Linked DNA regions of Homo sapiens: region 2 is linked to region 1. Evidence: read pairs that join two places in POLR2A ChIA-PET (ENCODE). Cell type or tissue: A673. All regions are shown on one strand. Each heading gives the region's core, and the rest is flanking DNA. Links, peaks and the distances in the headings are about the cores only. Region 1 overlaps AMBRA1 (autophagy and beclin 1 regulator 1). Region 2 overlaps HARBI1 (harbinger transposase derived 1).

Region 1 (4,394 bases), core at 157-4,156:
ATCATAATAGGCATATAATTCAAACTGTGAAATCCTGAACATTTTTAAAAGAATACAACTATTTTTTCTTTCCCTGATTAATATTCTGAGTTATGTGCAAAGAAGTTCCCTGTATCAGCTGTATTCTTGATCACTAGGAATACAATTTTTAAAATAGTCAAAGAAAGCTCTGGAAAAGAAAAAAAGTGGTCGGAGCAGATCAACTGAAAGAAAAGAACCTTCACTTCATTATTTTATTTTATTTCATTTTTTGAGACAGAGTTTCTGTCACCCAGGCTGGAGTACAGTGGCGCGATCTTGGCTAACTGCAACTTCTGCTTCCTGTGCTTAAGCAATTCTCTTGCCTCAGCCTCCCGAGTAGCTGGGGCTACAGGCATGCACCACCAAGCCTGGCTAATTTTTGTATTTTTAGTAGAGACGGGATTTCACCATGTTGTCCAGGCTGGTCTTGATCTCCTGGCCTCATATAATCCACCCACTTTGGCCTCCCAACATGCTGGGATTACAGGCATGCGCCACCATGCCCGGCCCCTTCACTTCAAATTCAATAGATATCAGAGTTGAGGTGCAGAAAGTCTGGGTACTAGTCCATATGGAATAAACAAACCGTGGACAACTCCTCCTTACTAAAAAATTATAACCTGAAGATACTCTTTTAACTGGTTGTCAGATCACAGAGAAAAATCAATATCCTAAAGCAAACAAACATGTTTGGACTTTCTCCAACCACTGGAAACAATCAATTGCTAGAACTCTCTGGCCTCTACTGTTAGGGAATGCTGGCTCCCAGAAGGTAAGGTGCCACTGGTGCCCCATGCCTAATGAATAACTTTACAGCCTAGCTTTGATGTCTGGATGGCAACCGCTATTTCCATCCGGGAGCACCAAACCCAAATTAACAGCTTCCTTCTGCCTAGGAAATAAAATCCAGATTCCTCAGCAGGGCATTTGGTATTCAAGCTTTGCAGCCAAATTTCTCATTCCTTTTGGATATACTATATGCTCTAGTCCAGTGGTTTACAAACTTTTTGCTCCCAGGACTCCTTTAACACTCTTAAAAATTATGAGGATCCCGGTGGCTCACGCCTGTAATCCCAGCACTTTGGGAGGCCAAGGTGGGCGGATCACCTGAGGTTGGGAGTTCAAGACCTGCCTGACCAACATGGAGAAACCCCGTCTCTACTAAAAATAAAAAATTAGCCAGGCATGGTGGCGCATGCCTGTAATCCCAGCTACTCAGGTGGCTGAGGCAGGAGAATCGCTTGAACCCAGGAGGCAGAGGTTGCAGTGACCCAAGATGGCGCCATTGCACTCCAGCCTGGGCAACAAGAGTGAAACTCCGCCTCGAAAAAAAAAAAAAAAAAATTACGAGGCTCCTAAAGAGATTTCATTTGTATGGGTTTCCACTATCAATATTTAATTTCAATTTATTGAAATTAAAACTGAAAAAATTTTAATACACAAGCACACATTCAATTAGCCATCAGGATGATAGCCTCATTACATGTCATGGAGCCTCTAGCAAACACTGTATACTTGTGAAAGAATGAGAGTGAAAAACACAAAGGATGTCTCAGCATTATTATAAAAATAGTTTTGACTTTGGGGATCCATTGTTCTAGCTAAACTAAACACACCCTCACTATCCCACCTACGTTATTTATCTTGGCAATTTCTTCTTTCTGGAAAGTTCCTCTTCCTTATTACTGTCTGTAAAAAGCCTTCAAAGCTCAAATACCTGACTCCTCCAGCCAGAAGTTCACCCTCTCTTCCCCAGTGCCCCACAGCATTTTGTTTTTCTTTTCTTTTTTTTTTTTTTTGAGACGGAGTCTCGCTCTGTCACCAAGGCTGGAGTGCAGTGGCGTGGTATCGGCTCACTGCAAGCTCTGCCTCCCGGGTTCACGCCATTCTCCTGCCTCAGCCTCCCGAGTAGCTGGGACTACAGGCGCCCACCACCAAGCCCGGCTAATTTTTTGTATTTTTTTTTTTTTTTAGTAGAGACGGGGTTTCACTGTGTTAGCCAGGATGGTCTCGATTTCCTGACCTCGTGATCCGCCCGCCTCGGCCTCCCAAAGTGTTGGGATTACAGGCGTGAGCCACCGCGCCCGGCCCCTATAGCATTTTGTACCTCTCTTAAGAGGCCTTCTCAAGTCACCCAGTAACTTATGTCTTGTCTTTGCTACATGAAAACAGGTACTGGATCCAAGTCATCTTTTTATCCCCATCAAAACTCACATCCTAATTAACATGTAATAGGAAACCAACAAATATTTAAGTGATGAATCAGCAGCCTAACCAGACTTGGAAGAATAAGCAAGAAGACCTATCTGGTTGCCCCTCACTGGCGACAAGACTCTCAGACAAGGTTGCTAGATGCCCAAAACCTCACACTAAAACTCCTGAAGGAACAAGGTTTTCAGAAACTGCTTACATCACCTTCATCCCCTCTGGTCACTTATGCTGCTCAGGTTAAAGTGCTGACATAGTTGTCCTGATAAATGCAGTGCAGTCTGGTCCCTGGGAGGCTCATTAAATCAAAAAGCCAGAGGCTGGCTACTTGCCTGGGAAACTACCACTGATGCTCCTGGACTGTAAATTGCCAAAAGAGACCCCCACAGGGGAAAGAGGGCAATGTTTGCCAGGGGATGAAGGGGCAGGAGGCCAAATAAACTTGAACGCACTGTGGCTTTCTTCATTTCTGAATCTTACTCTGCAACTCCCCGATCTCTGCCTTGGCGCATGCCTGGGCTGGGAGATGACAAGCCCTTATTCTTTGTAAAAAATAATTGTGTGTTCTGAAACGACACCTCTATTATGATTTCCAAATTGACATCTCTGCTCTAATGCAGAGGCATCCAAGCCTCCCCATTTCACACACTAGCAATTATCGTTTAAGTTATCCAACGATAGGCATTCATCTGATCGCTGCAGGGCCCCCTAGTTTGAGGGGTGCACTTAAAGCATGTGATGCAGTTGCCAGCAGAGACTGGCAGGCAATTCCTGCCCCTGATGTGAGGTGGGCCAAGGCAAGGTACCACTGCTAAAATGCTAGTAACCTCAGGAAAAAAATAGACATACTACAAAAAGACACCACAGTGCCTACAGTGTAGATCAGCCTTATTTTACTATTATCAAATATAAACAATTCACAGAGTGCAAAATAATGCTTTTCACCAGAAACGCTTAAAAACATCTTTACAAAACATTAATGTATTCCTCAGTGCCTCTGGGCAGTGAGCGATAGATGGCAAAACATGAGAGCACAACATAATCGCAGACAGCAAAAGGGAAGAGGCTAGAAACAGAATGTATACATAGTGTGCAATCATGTATCTAGCATTACAAAAGTCTCGTCTGAGAAGTCAGCCAGTTCCCCCTGGGAACATATGACCCTCTGCTAACTGTCTGGTGGGTAGTTATTTTTAATACATGGGTAGTTATTTTTAATACATTTGTAAGATGACTGGTTGGCACTATGCTTAGCTCCTATATACCCTCAACACATTACACTATAGTTGTAAGACTTGAATGTATAATAAAAACTCACTTTAGTTAGCAAGTAAACTCAAAGGCCCAAGCCAATCTACATGGACATCTTTACTTAGTATCCAAATCCATTTCCCTGGGAGACTTGGGAGGTCTGCTCACAGACCACAGACTTTTTTTTTAACCCAGAATTTACCATCAGAGGCTTTTCACCAGAGGATGAGTAAGACCAAATCTATGGGAAAAAAAAAGGTCCACAGCTAGTTTTGATGCCACATGCACACATGCCCCCTACATGCAACAGGTGGGATATATAGGGTTTAGAATTTAAGAGGCAGTGTATCCTAATTCACTGATTTCCCCCTGGAATTTATTGAATTCCATAATGTTGAATTCTTAGCTAATTTTATTCAGAAGCACAGATATATCCTTAAAAGTCTACCTCCAGGCCAACTAAGTCTACGAAGAATATCCTGGTAGAATCATTTATTGCTGTGATACTAGTAAGCCTGTGAAGGTCTTAAAAAACATTTTTTCACATCCACATTTCTGACCTGAAACTTTAAAAACCCTTGACCAAGGCCATTCATTAAGAAGTGACAGGTCCTTCACCCTGGTATACTGCAAACACTATATAATAGGAAGTAAAATCTTAGGACGAATATCAGAAAGGCAAAGCGAGTTAGTACGTGAAGCCTCAAGAGAATGAGGGAAAAGCAAAGCACAGTGTGCTGGGGTGTTTATTAACCAGAGGCAAGGAGGCCAATTTCCCAGCTCATATCTGTCCATGGAATGAGGTTTCTAGAATCTGCAGAAATATGAGGGCAGAGACTACAGCTGGGACCCCAAACAATCCACTGTTAGCCCTTGAGCTAACACAAAGCTCAGAGTACAATCACTTTTCTTAT
Region 2 (4,394 bases), core at 89-4,088, 92 kb after region 1:
ATCAAGAGGTCAGGAGATGGAGGCCATCCTGGCTAACACAGTGAAACCCCATCTCTACTAAAAATACAAAAAATTAGCTGGGCGTGGTGGCGGGCGCCTATAGTCCCAGCTACTCCGGAGGCTGAGGCAGGAGAGTGCTGTGAACCCGGGAGGCGGAGCTTGCAGTGAGCCGAGATCGCACCACTGCACTCCAGCTGGGCGACAGAGCGAGACTCCGTCTCAAAAAATAAATAAATAAATAAACATTCGTTAAATGTTGCTACAGTATCCATTTTTCCCACTCCTACTCTTTCTGTAGAGAGGGGCATCAGAAAAGTTATTTATCAGAATTTTTACTAATTTTCAACTATTTACTATAAACAATGTAAAAAACTACTTTAAAGCCATAATTCCAACTGAATCTTGGATCCCAAGGTGGGAAGAAAAAGAAGTCCTTACCAGGAATATTTGCCAAATAAAGTAATTCGTCCTATGATCTGATTTAAACACTGAAACACAAGCGACTTAAATGTTATGTGCCTCAGTCTCCTCTTTTGTAAAAATGTTAATATTATTATTATTTAACTCTTTTTTTTTTTTTTTTTTTTTGAGACAGAGTCTTGCTCTGTCTCCCAGGCTGGAGTGCAGTGGCGTGATCTCGGCTCACTGCAAACTCCACCTCCCGGGTTCACGCCATTCTCCTGCCTCAGCCTCCGGAGTAGCTGGGACTACAGGCGCCTGCCACCACGCCTGGCTTATGTTTTGTATTTTTAGTAGAGATGAGGTTTCACTGTGTTAGCCAGGATGGTCTGGATCTCCTGACCTCGTGATCCGCCCACCTCGGCCTCCCAAAGTGCTGGGATTACAGGCGTGAGCCACCGTGCCCGGCTATTATTTAACTCTTAAAGAGTTTTTATAAGCATTAAGTGATATAATTGATGCAAAATGCTTACAATATTGCCTGTCAAATTTTAAGGGCTAAGTTTTAGCTGGCTTAATAGTTAGGGAACCGGGCAGGGTGCAGTAGCTCATGCCTGTAATTCCAGCAATTTGGGAGTACAAGGTGGGCTAACTGCTTGAGCCTAGGGGTTCGAGACCAGCCTGGGCAGCATGACAAAACGCCAGCTTTACCAAAAATACAAAAATTAGCCCAGCATGGTGGTGTGCATCTGTAGTCCCAGCTACTCGGTAGGCTGAGGTAGGAGGATCAATTGAGCCCAGGAGGTCAAGGCTGCAGTGAGTCATAATCACACCACTGCACTCCAGCCTGGGTGACAGAGTGAGACCCCGTGACAAAAAAAAAAAAAAGGTGGGGGGAACCAAAGTGAAGAGATTCATAAGAAATCAGCTTGGAACCCAAGTACTCCCACAGCTACAGAAGAAATGGCCAGATGAAACAATTGCAAAATCTACTTTCCCACACTTCTTGGTGTGAGTTGTATGAAAATAAAATTTGAAAGCTCAAAATAGGCAAAAGGTGTGTTTAAGATAAAGGTCCAGTAGAGTAGCAAGAAGGTGGTGCACTAAAAATAGTACGGAGAAGCAACAATCAAGAAACTCAGTAAGCTCCAGGATATTACACGTGGTACCCTGGCAGCTCTACACCCATCAGTGTAGTCTTTGCCCACTTGGAACACAGGAGGTTTCTCTTTAAAGTGCTAGTAAACATGTTAAAGAGAAGTATTTCCTGAGCATCAACTCACAACAAGCACTGTGCAATGAGCATGTGCAGTGCAGATATGATTAGTGGTAGTGATTAGCTGGGTGTGGTGGTGTATGTCTGTGATACCAGCTACTGGTATTATGAGCCTGGGCTGAGGCCAGAGGATTGCTTGAGACCAGCCTGGGCAACATAACAAGACCCAATCTCAAAAAAACAAAAGTTAGAGAAGTCTTCTAATCCTTAACGTAGCTTTCATCTCTTATATGTTGTATACAAGATAACCCTTGTCCTGATGCTCATATAAAAGTAGCACATTAAAAAAAAAACAAACCCAAAAAACAAAAAACTAAGCTGCTGGATTCAAGGGTTTTATCACTGCTAACTGCACTCCTCAGAGCTGTACAGTCACCTTGGTTCACACTGCTGAATGTTGAATAGATTCTTGTTCTACTCATAACAGTAAGCCAGTCTTTCCAATGGAACTCGGGCAGATCTGTGAAGTGAGTTGCTACAATAAGAATTGTGTACATGCATTGTCTACTATCATTTTTATGCAGATATCACAGTGACAATCAACAATGCAAAAATAATTTTTTTTTTTTTTTTTTGAGACAGAGTTTCGTTCTTGTTGCCCAGGCTGGAGTGCAATGGTGCGATCTCGACTCACTGCAACCTCTGCCTCCCGGGTTCAAGCAATTCGCCTGCCTCAGCCTCCCAAGTAGCTGAGATTATAGGTGCCTGCCACCACGCCCAGCTAATTTTTTGTATTTTTAGTAGATAAGGGGTTTCACCACGTTGGCCAGGCTGGTCTTGAACTCCTGACATCAGGTGATCCGCTTGCCTTGGCCTCCAAAAGTGCTGGGATTATAGGCATGAGCCACCACACCCGGATTTTTTTTTTTTTTTTTTTTTTTTTTTGAGATGGAGTCTTGCTCCATCGCCCAGGCTGGAGTGCAGTAGTGTGATCTCAGCTCACTGCAACCTCTGCCTCCCAGGCTCAAGCAATTCTCCTGCCTCAGCTTCCCAAGTAGATGGGACTACAGGCATGCGCCACCATGTCCAGCTAAATTTTGTGTTTTTAGTAGAGAAGGGGTTTGACCATGTCGGCCAGGCTGGTTTTGAACTCCAACTCTTGACCTCAGGTGATCCACCGCCTTGGTCTCCTGAAGTGCTGAGATTATAGGCGTGAGCCACCACAACTGGCCACATTTGAATATCTATACAATACTTCATAGGTAACTTTCATATATATTACCTAATCCCCACAATAGATATTACTGTGGTTGGTGTCAGATTAATCATTTTACAGATGATTAGCAGAGCCAGATAAAAATTAAGGCTCAATTGTATGGATGTACAATACTTAAACAATTCTGGACAGTCCTGATAAGTATGTTGGCTTTTTTTTTTTTTTTTTTTTTGAGACAGAGTCTCCCTCTGTTGCCCAGGCTGGAGTGCAGTGGCACGATCTTGGCTCACTGCAACCTCCACCTCCCAGGTTCAATCGATTCTCCTACCTCAGCCTCCCAAGTAGCTGGGATTATAGGCGCGCACCACCATGCCCTGATAATTTTTGTATTTTCAGTAGAGGCGGGGTTTCACTATGTTGGACAGGCTGGTCTTGAACGCCTGACCTCAGGTGATACACCCTCCATGGCCTCACACAGTGCTGGGATTACAGTCGTGAGCTACCGCACCCAGCAGTATTTTGGCTTTATTTCAGGGGATTGTTTCATTTATTTGTTTGCTTATTTATATTATTATTACTTTTCTGAGAGACATTGTCTCGCTTTGTTGCCCAGGCTAATCTCGAGCTCCTGGATTCAAGTGACCCTCTCACCTTGACTTCCCAAAGTGCTGGGATTACGGGCAGGAGCCACCGCACCCAGACAGGATTGTTTTTATAAGGTTGTTTTTGTTGCTGCAGCTATTGTTTGCAATAAAAATTCTTGTATGCAATTTTGTTTTGCATATGTATAAATATATACCTGTAAGATAAATTCTTAGGAGTAGAAGAGCTGGGTGAAATAACATAAAATACATTTATTAATATATATATATATATAGGCTGGGCATGGTGGCTCACGCCTGTAATCCCAGCACTTTGGGAGGCTGAGATGGGCAGATCAACTGAGGTTGGGAGTTCGAGAGCAGCCTGACCAACATGGTGAAACCCCGTCTCTACTAAAAATACAAAATTAGCTGGGCATAGTGGCGCATGCCTATAATCCCAGCTACTCAGGAGGCTGAGGCAGAATTGCTTGAACCTGGGAGGCGGAGGTTGCAGTGAGCCAAGATCGCACCATTGCACTCCAGCCTGGGCAAAAAGAGCAAAACTCTGTCTCAATAATAATAATAATAATAATTTTTTTTTACGTTGGTGTGGTGGCTTACAGCCATATTCCCAGAGCTTTGGGAGGCTCAGATGGGAGGATAGCTTGAGGCCAGGAGCTCAAGACTAGTCTGGTCAACATAGTGAGACTCTGCCTCTACACAAAATAAAAAAAATAAAAATAAAATAAGAAAAAAAAGTTTAATTGTTTTGGAGACAGGGTCTTGCTATCTTGCTCAGGCTGGTCTCAAGGTCCAGGCTCAAGTGATCCTCTTGCCTTAGCCTCCCAGATAGTTGGAATTACAATTACCAGTTGTACTAGTACGTGCCACTGTGCTGGCTCTAACAGTATGCTTTAAAGTTTTAATAATGTCTATTAAATGTTGATTTTTTAAAAATTAAGGCTAAGAAAATTCTCAC

Evidence for each region. Peaks named below come from ENCODE experiments on the same cell type or tissue, not always from the same donor. Only the 100,000 strongest peaks of a DNase experiment are listed, where the experiment ranks them.
Region 2: POLR2A ChIA-PET joins it to region 1 with 5 read pairs; 7 of 35 experiments call an interaction of 5 or more read pairs at or near these places.

What each region holds. Positions count from the first base shown.
Region 1 is chr11:46,518,794-46,523,187 of GRCh38, forward strand. The region is part of intron 7 of AMBRA1 (autophagy and beclin 1 regulator 1); the gene reads right to left. Among named protein-coding and RNA genes, the nearest start is that of MIR3160-1, 69 kb to the left of the region's middle. In A673, for the core only: CTCF peaks have their summits at 3,801 and 4,003; DNase peaks (open chromatin) are centred at 2,288 and 3,748; H3K27ac peaks cover 760 bases.
Region 2 is chr11:46,610,438-46,614,831 of GRCh38, forward strand. The region is part of intron 2 of HARBI1 (harbinger transposase derived 1); the gene reads right to left. Among named protein-coding and RNA genes, the nearest start is that of HARBI1, 4.6 kb to the right of the region's middle. In A673, for the core only: no CTCF peak of the experiment used is centred there; no DNase peak of the experiment used is centred there.